Regions from separate parts of the Homo sapiens genome. Here region 1 is linked to region 2. The links are chromatin contacts, found by Hi-C or POLR2A ChIA-PET in ENCODE. All regions are on one chromosome and are shown on one strand. Each heading gives the region's core, a stretch centred on a gene start or an enhancer-like site at or near the end of the contact. The rest is flanking DNA. Distances are from core to core; before and after follow the strand shown. Region 1 overlaps LOC124901604 (a long non-coding RNA gene). Region 2 has its middle 60 kb from the start of NPVF.

Region 1 (6,693 bases), core at 64-2,563, 72 kb after region 2:
CATTCTCTGACTTTTTTAGCCAACATTTCTGAGACTCATTACCTGGGGGACGGAGGCTTAAGTATCCTTTATTGGTGCTCGCACATCTGAGCTGCTCTCTTGTTGATGCTAAAAGTGTGCAGTCCATCCGTACTAAAGAATAATTCTTTACCAGAGAAGAGACAAATGCAAGCACACTCATTTGTTGTCTGTATTTGTGGTTGCTTATTATGCATCCTGGAGCATTTGGTGCAGAAAACTAGACCCTCCTCCCCCACATGGTTACTGTAAGCGATTTAAATCAATCCCTTTTATGCAGCAGTGGGTACAGGAAGCACAATATACAGCCACTAAATATGCCATTTAAATTCTTCTCAGGCAAAGGTTAAAAGAAAGGTGGGGGGAGGAGCCCGTAGAGCAGAGATTGCCGAGGTAGCTGTATTCAAATATTTTTGATAGGTTTCTAAGATACATGTCTCTTTTGCTGAAGCAAATGCATTCGTGTCTGAAAAGAAAACAAACAGGGAAAATGTTAGCTCTTGTGCTGATGAGCTCATGAGAAATGCCAAAAGAGTCGTTTGTGCACAGCGTCAAATATCAGGGGTTCTTTATTGTGGAGCTCTGATGCTCAGAATCAGGCGGAACGTTTCCATGACAACTAATAGATGTTATGTTTATTTACTGAGTGGCAGGGAATGACAATGTGAGCAACTGACATTTTAGTTTCTTTTTCCTCTTTTTTTTCCCCAGTAAGGATTTGTTTTAGTCAATGAAAATGGCAACAACATCTTCCATTTTTATTTGTCAGAGCTCCTATGGCAAAAATAAACAGCAGTTTAATTTGATTCAGTTATTCTCTGAAACATACTTTCAAGGCCCATCGCTTTATGGCCTTGGAGAGTGTTTTCAGCGGGCATTTGCTGGCGAGAAGATGGTTGGCAAAGTAAAAAGCAAATTTCACCTTTTATTCACTTGAAAATGATCTAATAACTGCATTCCGGGCCATCTGAATTTATCTAGATCTCATTAATGTCCTCTAAATTTCAGGTGACCTTGTTTATGCTCCTACTGATATATTCGTAAAAAGGGTGTCTTAAGACCTGTAACAAGACCACAACCTCAGCAGAGCCAGGAGATGAGGTTGCAGGGAGGGTTGGACAGACCCTCACTGGTTATAATGATATATTCCACACCGTTATCTGCCTGTGGCTTGTCTGCCCTCTAAATTATCTGCAGTTAATTTTTAATGCTGAACTGGCTTCCTCCTACTATCCAGCTGGTGTGTGCTCAAGGGATATAAACCAATGTTAGCATTTGCTTTAAGAAAACACACTTAGGAAGGCAAGCTGCTGGTGGGGGTGTGGATGGATGTTCATATGATGCGTGCTAAAGCAAAGAATTGGCATTTCTCTTAGTCCCTGTTTTGTATTATCTCTGCTGCTGCTCTGATTAATTTGAACAATTGAAACTTGAGATACTTTGGGCTTTTGAGGAAAGAACTCCAAGTGCTGTAGGAAACAAAGTCAGTGTGTGACTATTAGGAGGTGCTCAAAGTGTTATTTCCAGAAAACACACTTCTCCCATCTCCTGTTGTCTCAGGTAGAAATTGGCTTATCTCAGAACAGTTCCATCACTTCATTAAACTTATCTATTGAAGGCCTGTTTTACTTTTTTCTTTTTTTTTTTTTTTTTGGGACGGAGTCTCTCTCTGTCATCCAGGCTGGAATGCAGTGGCTCGATCTCAGCTCACTGCAAGCTTTGCCTCCCAGGTTCACACCATTCTCCTGCCTCAGCTTCCCGAGTAGCTGGGACTACAGGTGCCCACCACCATGCCCGGCTAATTTTTTGTATTTTTTTAGTAGAGACAGAGTTTCACTGTTTTAGCCACGATGGTCTCGATCTCCTGACCTTGTGATCTGCCCGTCTCAGCCTCCCAAAGTGCTGGGATTACAGGCGTGAGCCACCGTGCCTGGCTAGGCCTGTTTTTCATGCTAGAATGTAAGCTTCTTGAAGGCAGGGAGTGTGTCTTCCTTATCTTTGTATCCACAGCACCGTGCACAGTTTGACACAGCAAGCATTCAAGAAAGCTTTGTGGAATCAACAGATAATGAATGAGTGAATGATCACAACCCAGCTTGTGTCATCTCAGCTACTGGGTGGAATCAGGCATTCCCTCTTCTGATCATGCAGTCATGACAGTGCTCCTCACGTGGTCCTGTTGGCTTCTAGTTCTGTGGAATGAATGTATGAATGAGTGTCCACTTCAGGATGGGAGCCAACATTTCTCAAGGGCGTGCTCTCCTGTTTTGCAGTGTACACATCCACGTGCACATGCACACAGCAAATAATTCAACAGAAGAGTAACAAAGGAAAGAAGTATATTCTCATGAGACCATATCTAGCCCTGAGGAAAATGTGGGCGATTAGGAAGAACACTGAATATCTGAAAAACTGGGATTTTCTGTCACTAGTCACAGTATCTTTGGGTCTCAGCAACTTCACTTCTAAAATGAGGGGTGTGGACCAGAGGTACTTTTCCCAAATTGTGTTCCAGTGGACACCAGTGTCTACTAGGTGTTAATAGCTCTTCTGACACAAACAACCAAGAGAAACCAAGCACCATGTGAAACGAAATTCACCAGGAATACCTGGCATCCCATAAGTCTGAGAGGTCTTAGGAAATATGTGGCTTCTGCTGTCCAATGTCTTCTGTGATTATGCAACCAGGCATCTTTCCAGAGGGAGCCTGTTGTAGTGTGTTTGTGCTGCTACAGCAAATTACAAATTACTTAGTATCTGAAAACAGTATCTGATTACAAATCAGTATCTGATTACAAATTACTCAGTATCTGAAAAACAGAAATGTTTTTCTCACAGTTCTGGAGGCTGGAAAGTCCAAGATCAAGGTGCTGGCATTTTTTCTGGTGAGGGCCTTCCTGCTGCAACCTCACAAAGCAGAAGGAGGAAGAGCAAACTGGAGCAATGCTACATGAATTCTCTTTTACAAGGGCCTTCATGTCATTAATGAGGGGGAAGTCTTCATGGCCTAGCCATCTGCGAAAGACCCCTCATCTTAATGCTATCACATTGGCAACACCTGAATTTTGGAGGGGAGCTATTCAAACCATAGCAAAGCCCAGGGACAAAAGCACTACTTTTTCCAAACATATTTGATAATTAACCACTTTGCTGAAGGAGACATCTAGATTTCCATGAAACGCTGGGATCCTGGGCTGGTGGTTCTTTCCTCAGGGGAAAACAAGCTTGAGGTGATGGAAATTCTGAGTTAAACTCTTATTTTGTTGTGTTACTTAGTCACATTTTAAAAACTCATTATATTTTGCCCACATAATAGAAAAAGAGTAGAGACTTAGAAAATTGAGGTAATATTATAGATAATCAATAAGAAAAAATCTGTACCACTCACTTGTGGTTTGTCTACACTTATGATAGTCCCCACTGATAATGATCAGATTACTAATCCCCCATAAGTGTAGATTGAATCAGGTTTGGAAAATTTGTGACTTCTGCCACATCTTCTAGGTTTGCCCAGTCAGGAGGTTTGTACAGTGGCTTCTACCATGGGGTATTCTGGTGTGAAGATCACAGAGGAGGAGGAGAAAGAAAATTAGTCTGTTGATCTTCTATTGCCACAAGACTTCCTCATCTCTGCTTCTGATATACTGTTTTCAGATTTATTATCAAACACAGTAAGAATTCGTCATTGTCCATAAGGTAAAATATGCCCAGGATACAAATACATGGAATTTGGGGGAAAAAGGGGAAGGAGAGGAAGGTAACTGTATTTATTGAGCAGCCACTATATGCTAAGCTTAATGCTAGGCATTTTGCAAGTGCACTGGGAAATGCCAGAATCATTATCCCCTTTACGTACAAGTAACCTGAAGTTCATGGTGACATGAGGGTCATTGGCTAAAAAGGGGCAGAGCCTAGATTCAAATCCTGATGCTTATGATATCAAAGTTTATAAGCTTTCTATTTTATTCTGGTGAGGGGAGAGGATACAACCTAGATAGAGTTAACACTAGCAACCATTAACAATGCTTAACTAAGTCAGAGGCAATAAGGCAAGAGGAGAAGGCATCATGGATTTGGTTGTTAGGGATGGAATCAAACAAGACACGGGATTTGAGCTGATCTTTTCAGAATCAAAAGGATTTAGAGGCACAGTTGGAATCACGATTAAACAAAAAGCCACACATGACTTCTGGTGCTTTGCAGATTTATGGCTGCATGGCAATCTTAGAAAGAAGTGAGAGGGCTTTAGGGCCAAGTGCAGGGTTATCCCAGGTACATCACAGCTTGCAGAAACTTATGGTCCTCAGGACATGGCAAAATTATAGACCTTCATGGGTTCCCTGAAGTTGCTGCAATGGGCTATTCCTACTTGAGCTCTCAGTGGCAGATTTCATGATCTGGCCTTTGTAGTGGCTCAAATAAGGTCATTACACAGTGAAAAAGAAAAACATGGAAGCTTAGTTGGGAATGGGCAAGAAGACAGAATTGTCAAGAAAGTTCTAGTAATCATGCATTTTGGTCCCCTCTGCTTTCTTGCATGAACTGTCTTTTAAATTACTCCAAATGGACCCTAACCATGGTTGGTTCTCCACTTAATACAGCTGCAAAGGACTGGTGAATGCTGTGGAATTCTGTCTCCCTTTGAAATTATTATTGGTTTTATGTTTCCACATGACAACATCAGCAGGTTTTGGTTAAGTCTAATTGCTGTCCCCTAAGCAGCACCTGTTCATTTTTCTTTTTCAGTGCTTAGGGGCATTCTTCTGTGGCATAATTTCGGTGATCAGAGTAACACCTGAATAATGATCCATCAAATTTTTAAGTTAGTCGTACAGCATTTGGAACCTGAGTTTTGGGTCACAAACATAATGCTTTCAAAATGTTGAGCGTGTCCCACTTTAATAGAGCCCTTCTCCCCTGCATTTTTTTTTTTGACTGGATGTGCCTACAAATACAAATTAGTTATAGAGCTTGCTGAAAATGTGTTTTAGGATGAGTGTTTGGCATTACCTCCAACAGAGTCAAAGCTTGGAAAATGATTACAGTCATATGACTTTAGAAGTAGAGGGGGATATGTTACAGATAGGCCCATCCTGGAGTTTTTAAACTATGCCTGATGGAGCCGAAGGGACTCTCCAGAGCTGTCCCAGGAAGGCTGGGCTCCAGGTCTCCATCCCACTACAAATGGGCAGCTCCTCTCCCCCACTTTTTTTTTTCTAAGACAGAGTCTCACTCTGTTGCCCAGGCTGGAGAGCAGTGGTGAGATCTTGGGTCACTGCAACCTCTGCCTCCCAGGTTGAAGTGATTCTTGTGCCTCAGCCTCCCCAGTAGCTGGGATTACAGGTGAACGCCACCATGCCCAGCTAATTTTTGTATTTTTAGTAGAGATGGGGTTTTACCACATTGGCCAGGCTGGTCTTGAACTCCTGACCTCAGGTGATCCAGCCACCTCAGCCTCTCAAAGTGCTGGGATTACAGGTGTGAGCCACTGTGCCCGGCCCAGATCCTCCCTTTACTGGAACTCCTTGTGGGATTTCATTTCAAGAATGGCTCCATAGCTATCAGAAAGTCTGGAAACCACATATCTAGTCTAAAACCTTTATTCCAGATGAGAAATAATGAGGCCTAGAGAAGGAATATCAGTTTCTTTAAGGTGGAATCTAGTAGCAAACTATGGAGTGGGCCTTGTCCTCTCTCCTCATCACATAATTTTTCTACTCAATAATAATGTTTATCGAAGTCCAGATTTATTTGAGGCTCATAGGCTAAAACTTTAGACCTTGAAGGAACCTTACTTTTCTTATGCTATTGTCCTCAAATAATTTATTATATGCTATCAACATGCTAAACAAGATACATAGAGCAGGATAAGATGGTGCAGGAAAATTAAAATGGTCAAAAATATAACAGTCGTGACCTTTAATAATTTCTGTGAGCTTCAGTGTGCAGGATATTATTTTTGGTTTTCAATATTATCATCACCCATCTAAGCAGTCTTATCTGAACTGCAGGGGGAGAAAACAGAAACTGCATTCTCAGTCTCCCTTGCCAGGAAGGTCTTGGTTGGATTCCTCCAAAGGGGGATTTCCAAAGATTTGGGAAGGCAGAAAGAAGAGAGATGCTGTTTTCCTCATAGAAGCATGAGCAGACAGCTAATGTAGGATTTTACTGGTGGCTTGCTTTAGAGCATTTTCTTAAGAATAATCTGCTTCTGTGCTGTAGGCAGCTGGGATCACTGGCAGTGACTTCCAACCGCAATGCAGGTCTTTCTGAAAATGAACTATGTTCATGCTGCAGAAGCTGAGGCCATTGGTGGTGGCTTTCCAATGATCCTGTACTTCTGGATTTCCTGAAAGCGACCTTCCTGATCTATGCTCTCTTGACTTTCCAATAGCTGTGTCTCCTCTAATTCCCTGTATGAAGCTCTTTCCTACTCAGAATACCAAGAACAGCTTCTGTTTTCTGGATTGTAGCCTGGTAGTTCCAGAAATGTGTTCCTTCAAAGGAAGTGGCATATAGGGAAGCAAGTGGGTGGCAGAATAATTGATATCTGGAGCTGGAAGAAGAAAACTAATGTTAAGTAGTGACAAAACACTTGGAAGGTATACCTCAACATATCTATTCAGCCTGCAGCATGGGGGAGATGGCGTGTATTGATTATTATTGGCTGTACTT
Region 2 (6,471 bases), core at 2,718-5,217:
CCCAAGGGTTTCATTTGTCTAGGATGAATTTTTGCAGTATTTTATGAGTTTAAGATCCCAACACCATGTGGATGATATTTATTTGGAGTCCATATCTGCATGTGGCACATGCTAGGGCTTTGGAGCCCACCAGACCTGAAGCTTCTTTGCTTCTACCCTGGGCCCTCTTGGGAAGTTCTCCTGTTCCCCTTACACAAAGCAGGCAGTGTGTGAGTTCTAGCTCACACTTGGGTTCAAGGCCTCATCTCTGATTTTTCAGGGGGATTTCATGATTCTAGTTCCTTGCTGTTAGAGCCTCTCACCATGTCTGATACCCCCTGGGATTCTGCTGCATTAGTTCATGCTATGAATTTCATTGTGTTTTGGGGGGTATCTGGAAATTTCCCTTTGTCTTTTGAGTTTGGCTTTTAGAAAACACTTAATAGTTTATCTACACCTCTAGTATCTTTGTCAAGAGGATCTTCTTAGCTCAATTTGCCATGTTGTTGGAAATGAAAATCAAGTGTATATTCTTTATGAGCACTTTCCCTTGGTTAGCCATTTTATTTCATAAAGTTACGCTTGTTCAGTGGCAGAAGCATTGCTTCTCAAACTGCCTGTGAACCCCTTTGGGATCTTGTTAAATGCAGATTCCAATTCCCTAGGACCAGGAGCTGCAATTCTGCATTGTTAACCAGCTCCTAGGTGATGCTGATGCCCCTGACCAACTCTGGGTAGTGAGGTTTTGAGCTAGGGCAGCAGTAATCTCTTCCCAATTGCCAATTTATGAGTTGCTGGAATTCATCTAGTGTGGTTGCCTGATAAAATCTCCACTCATTTTGTTGCTCTCACAAATGAAACTTCATGTTGAAAGCAGTTTTAAAAAATGTAAAGAGTTATAAAATATTTCTTCATTTGGAAAAAAAAATCTATAAATTCAAAATGGAATGGAATAAAACTGACCTTTAAAGCCCTTGAAAATACCCAGAAGTCCTCATCTGCTTTACCCAAAGCTCCCTTCCACCTCCTTTTCCTTTCATTAAGTCCATTTTTCCTCAAGCTAAAATTCCAGGCAAATTAATAAAAGAATTAACTTTCTAATTTAATTTAAGTTTTCCTTCTATAATTATGTATTAATATTGATTTCTTTTTTGTTGTTATGGTTTTGTAGGGCCTGTAGCCTAGTAACTTACTCATGGTTAACATCGATTCAAGAGAACAGAGTATTTGAGTTTCAAACAATTGGTGTACCAGGTGAATCTTCAGAATACGAGAGATTGTATGACCAAAGATTCAAGTGAGGTTACAAGGTCGTCATGTCCTTATGTAGGCAGGGCAGCATCTTCCAGACTTTCTCCATGTACCCCAAAATGCAGAAAAGCAAAGCAAAACAAAAGTTGATTGGCATCCTGGCTGGTCTAACTTTAGCTATTTACAGCTTAATTTTATGGACTACAATGCCAACAATTTGCATGCCCTGACAGGTAGAAAGTCAAGCTAAGTTCTCAGGACACAAGACAAATAGGAAAGTTATAGCTGTCCCTGGGAGGGAAAGGATCAATAATGAATGGGTACCCCAAATCACATTTACATAGGAGTCACAATTCAAACAAATGATTTTCTCTTGATAATCAGAATTTGGGAAGTAGGGGAAAAGAAAAAGTTTTTAACCTTCTTCTCTCCACGGGGTGCTACTGATAAAGATCCAGGAGAGCTGACCTTGGCAAGAATTCTTACCTGTCTCCAGCTTTTTGTCAGTTGTCCCAGATCTCATCTGCAGAGTCTGGAGTGAGTGGGGTGTATCAGCTGTCCCTTTTTGGGTGCCAGAAACTGTAGAGGATGAAAAATGTTTATTTTTCTCACTTGTAACAAAAGACACAGTAACAAGAGAAAAGCATACACATTTATCTAATACAAGTTTTATGTGACACAAAAGCCTTCAGAAATGAAGACCCAAAGAAATAGGGAAACCTGTGTATTTCTATGCTGTTTGATGAAAAAGTGGTTAGTTGTGGAGAAGTAGGATTAGGCAAAAGGAGCATGATCTAATGGTAATAAACTGGGGTGGCAGGGAGGAATTGAGGCCAGTTTAGATTCTTCTGTCTCTGTGTCTTCAGACATAAGAATGTTCCTTTCCTCTCTGTATAAGATGGGTATGTTAAATCAAGTTTAGCCTAAAGCTGCCTCCTTACATATTTTAAGTTCGGCCTAAAGCCTTCTCTATACATCGTGAACTATAACCTAAATGGAGTTGTATACAGACTGTAGCCTACTCTTGTGCCAATCACCGAGTTTTGGTGGATCAAAAGTGGCCAACTGTTCAAACCCTGTTCAAATAAGACAAACAACAAACTGCAACCGATCCAGCTGTTTCTGTACCTCACTTCCATTTTCTCTTTGTCATGTTCCTTTTTCTGTCCATAAATCATCTTCTTCCACCACATGGCTGAACTGGAGTATCTGAGCCTACTCTGGCTCAGGAGGCTGCCTGGTTCTTTGCTCAATTAAACTCTTTTTTTTTTTTTTTTTTTTTTTTTTTTAAGAGACAAAGTCTCCCTATATTTCTCAGGCTTGTCTGAACTCCTGGGCTCAAGCGATCCACCTGCGTCGGCCTTCCAAAGTGCTGGGATTATAGGCGTGAGCTACTGTGCCCCTCCTCAATTAAACTCTTTTAAATTTAATTCAGCTAAAGTTTTCCTTTTAACAGGTACCTCTCACCTGAGGGTCTGTGACCTACTTCAGGAGATGGTCAGAAGACTCTTTGCTAGGTTTTATGGCCTGCTTCATGGGAGAAGGGCAGGAGGAGGTCAGAGAGTTCTTCCTGCTTCTCAAATGTCAAAGTGCCATATTTTGGGGTAGTGCATTCTGAACCCCGTTATGGCCAAATCAGTGTTGCCTTTAGAATTAACCAGGGGCATAGAGTAAGGTGTGAAACATGTTGGCCTCCCCCATGGACTTATAGAGAGCTGGAGGTGATCTTACAACTGTGGGGCCTGGGGGCAGTCCCTCAGGACCTCCAGAAAGAGCCAATCTTGACACCATCTTGATTTTGAACTTCTGGCCTTCAGAACTGTGAGAGACTAAGTTTCTGTTGCTTTAAGGCACCTAGTCTATGATAATCTAATACAGCCACGGGAACCTAATACAGTGAGTATAGCAGGAACACTAATATTTATTGCAAGTCCTAAATAAGTTTTACATTCATTATTTTATTCTTAATGACCATGTGATGAAGTAGGTACTGTCATTATTTCCATTTTACAGGTTAGAAAACTCAGGCTCAGAGAGGTTAGTTAAATAGCTGGCCCAAGGTCACACAGCTAATAAGGAGTGAAACTAGGATTCAAACCCAGAGCCCCCTCCCCTTAAAAACAATATACCTCTAAGGTCTTCCTCCTCCCTATCAGTATCATGGTGGCAAAATATCATACTTCTGTGTGGTATTTTCTTTATTGGTCAGGGGGACCAGCACTTTTTTCTCCACCACAGTTGATGGTGTTCAGTGCTTTAACGCGGTGGTCATGAGGCCTCTTGAAAATCCAACAGAGTAGAACATATGGCTTGATGTCTTCAAGTGAATCATTCTACCTAAACAGGCAACTTACATAGGAAAGCTACACTGTCCCAAGTTGCAGAGGTGTAGAGATGTGAAACACATTCCTTCCTTTGAGAACACAGCACAGCGCAGGGTCTCTTTCGGCAGGACTGCACCATTCAGTTTGGCACTTTTTCAGGAACTCAGTGCTGGGAGGAACAAGGGAAAATGTGAACGTTTTCAATTCAGCTCTTGAAGGGACAGGGGATTATTTTTAAAAATAAACCCTGGGGAAACACTTAAAATCATAACTAGCAGGAAAAAAATCCATTGAAAACATTTTTAAAAACAAGGTGTATATTCGTACCAGGACACTCTATTCTGGAGCAAGCAGCCCAGAGAGAAGCACTCAGGCCTGAAGCCTCTTTAAGATGCCCTTCCCTGCTGGAGAGGGCCTGTGGGAGGGAGCAGGTTTCCAGGGCATGGTCAGTCTGGGAAAGTTTCCAGAGAGCAAAGCCTACTTGGATGCTGGCATCTCCTTCTGCTGTCATGGAAACATCTACTGGGGGCCAAAACCAAGGCAGATTCTTTTAGCTTCATCATTGGAAGACTGACTTTTCCAATCTTGATGTTATAATGATCAGTTCAGAAGCTTCTGTCAAATGTTGTGAAAGCTGGTTTTTAAAATATGGTACTTGGCCTCCTTGGTTTATGTTTGAGGGTACATGGCCCACTGTCAGGAGACATTTAACCCAAAGATCTCTACACTCGGTCAGAACTCAGTGGTGGCTTGGGGACTTTACATTTGAGTGTTCCTGGAAGAAATGGAACTTTCCTAATAACAAAGATAATAATAAGGCATATTTTAAGGCACTTTAGCATTTAATAATTGCATTTGTCTGTACTACCTCACTTAATTTTCACAACCACCTTGTGATGTGACTATTACTTCAGCATGACAGACCTGAGGCTCAAAGCCTTAGAAAGAGAAAGGCATCAGACCAATTTGCTTACATTGAAAACTATGATTAAAGGAGATTGTGTGTAAAGCACTAAGAATGTAGCCTGGCATGTAAGTAATATGCAATAAATGCAGCCACCTGTCATCACCCTCATTCTGCTTGGCTGTTGTTATTAATTACTACCTAATAGAGTTGGCACTGCAGCCCAGGTTGCTGACTCCACACTGCCAATTTTTTTCTCAAACACGAGAATGTTCCTTCCTACTTGACCTTATTTCTTTAGGAGTTTTTTCTCTACTTAAAAAAAATTTAAGCCAGTTAGCAAACCAATGGATTATGAGAACAATTTAGATGCAAAATGTTACTCCACCCATCACTAGGTTGATTGGGATAATCTGGCTGGACAACACTTGCAGGTCAACATGAAATATACATATTAAAAAAGATGGGTCTTTCAGATAAAGGACTGAAGTCATGTAGAGTCAATAAGCAGAAGGCTCTGGTAAATCAGTGAGACTATCGAAGAAGGTGCAGCATTTGAGAAGCTGGCAGAGCAGGGGTTTTCTTGGACATGCAATGTGCACACAGGTAAATCCCTTCATACCTTCAAAGGTGGTAGGGATGTACACATACCAACTCTAGCTGGGGAGGCTGTGTTGGAGGGGATGGGAAGGTCTATAGTTCCCTGGATTGGGCTTGACCCTGTTCACAGACTGACCCTTGCCCAGGATAAAGAGAAGAAGGTATGGAGGATGTCTTCCCTTCCATGTCTTCTGGACACTCCCACACAAACAGTTCTTGTTTTCTCAGCTGTTAGCCAAGAAGAAAAGCATCCCCATTCCCCTTGAGCAGAAAGCTCGATCTATCCTGTAGATATTTGTGAAGAGGGGGGTTAGGGGAGGAGGTTATGGAGAGAACATCTGGTCTGACTGACATACTTATGATCATGAGCCTGGTGATTATTGACTGGATGTTCTCACTGCCCACATTGTGGGTGCCATTTGCAGAGTCTTAGGAAAGTATAAGAAAGGAGAAAAGGAGGCAGTTGCATTTCAGCCCACCTGCAGGCAGAAACCAAAGCTTGTCTCTCAGGGGGTGCTGAATCAGATGCCATGTCCGAATCAGATGGAAGAAGTCTTCAGTTTGCTTTAGCTGACCCACACATCATAAGAGAGTGAAATCTTGGAGTCTTATCCTGCCAGTGGTGGGGGGCTGAGTAAAGTGACTGACTTTCCAGCCTTAATTAGCCAGTAGATGTTTGAAGGGCTCTATGTAGAACATTGAACTCTAGACACTGCTTCCATGTTGCAGAGATTGAATCTCATGGGCAAAAAAGCCTTCCAGTGTATAGGAGGCAGCCTGCATTGGTGGAAAGACAGTTGGACTTGAGGTCAGGGTCAATATGGTGAATTCCATCAGCTGAGTCAGTGAATTTTAAACATATAAGAGCATGATCTTGAAAATTCTCTAATGTGTTTAGTCATTCTCTGATTCCAAATCCCAGATCAACAGGCACTTCATTAAATTCTCCCATAATAGGTGAAACTTTAGCCATAAAATGAAAAAGCAAGGACCTCTGTGGCCCTGAAGTTGGTGATGGCTCCTACAGAGCCAACCCAATGTGGGGAAAGGTGTATTCATTTCTACAATGTGCCATAATACAATGTTTTGGCTGATATGGTTAGGCTGTGTCCCCATCCAAATCCCATCTTGAACTGTAGCTCCTATAATCCCCACGTGTCATGGGAGGGACCCAGTGGGAGGTAATTGAATCATGGGGGCGGGATTTCCTGTGCTGTTGTTGTGATAGTGAATAAGTCTCATGAGATCTGATGGTTTTATAAAAGGGCAGTTCCCCTGCACATGCTGTTGTGCCTGCTGCCATGTAAGACATGCCTTTACTTCTCCTTTGCCTTCCATCATAATTGCGAGGCCTCCCCAGCCATGTAGAACTGTGAGTCCATTAAACCTTCTTCCTTTATAAATTACCCAGAC

What was found. Hi-C counts contacts between places; a loop is a spot of excess contacts on that map. ChIA-PET counts read pairs that join two places held with the same protein, here RNA polymerase II (POLR2A). Pooled maps may share reads with other maps.
Region 1: a map of astrocyte of the cerebellum shows a loop between it and region 2 (3-fold over the local background). The contact joins two enhancer-like sites. A Hi-C loop is called at or near these places in 2 of 168 maps with a recorded cell type or tissue (astrocyte of the cerebellum and posterior cingulate gyrus) and 2 of 50 pooled maps. POLR2A ChIA-PET finds 5 or more read pairs at or near these places in 2 of 52 experiments (CD8-positive, alpha-beta T cell and H1).

The regions. Positions count from the first base shown.
Region 1 is chr7:25,359,363-25,366,055 of GRCh38, forward strand. LOC124901604 (a long non-coding RNA gene) reads right to left here. Exons shown (of 2, transcript XR_007060262.1): 2 at 1-484. Among named protein-coding and RNA genes, the nearest start is that of NPVF, 130 kb to the left of the region's middle. Within about 2 kb of position 1,314, at least 2 of the 41 ENCODE cell types and tissues checked have a DNase peak (open chromatin) inside an H3K27ac peak, as active enhancers do.
Region 2 is chr7:25,285,089-25,291,559 of GRCh38, forward strand. No RefSeq gene overlaps it. Among named protein-coding and RNA genes, the nearest start is that of NPVF, 60 kb to the left of the region's middle. Within about 2 kb of position 3,968, at least 2 of the 41 ENCODE cell types and tissues checked have a DNase peak (open chromatin) inside an H3K27ac peak, as active enhancers do.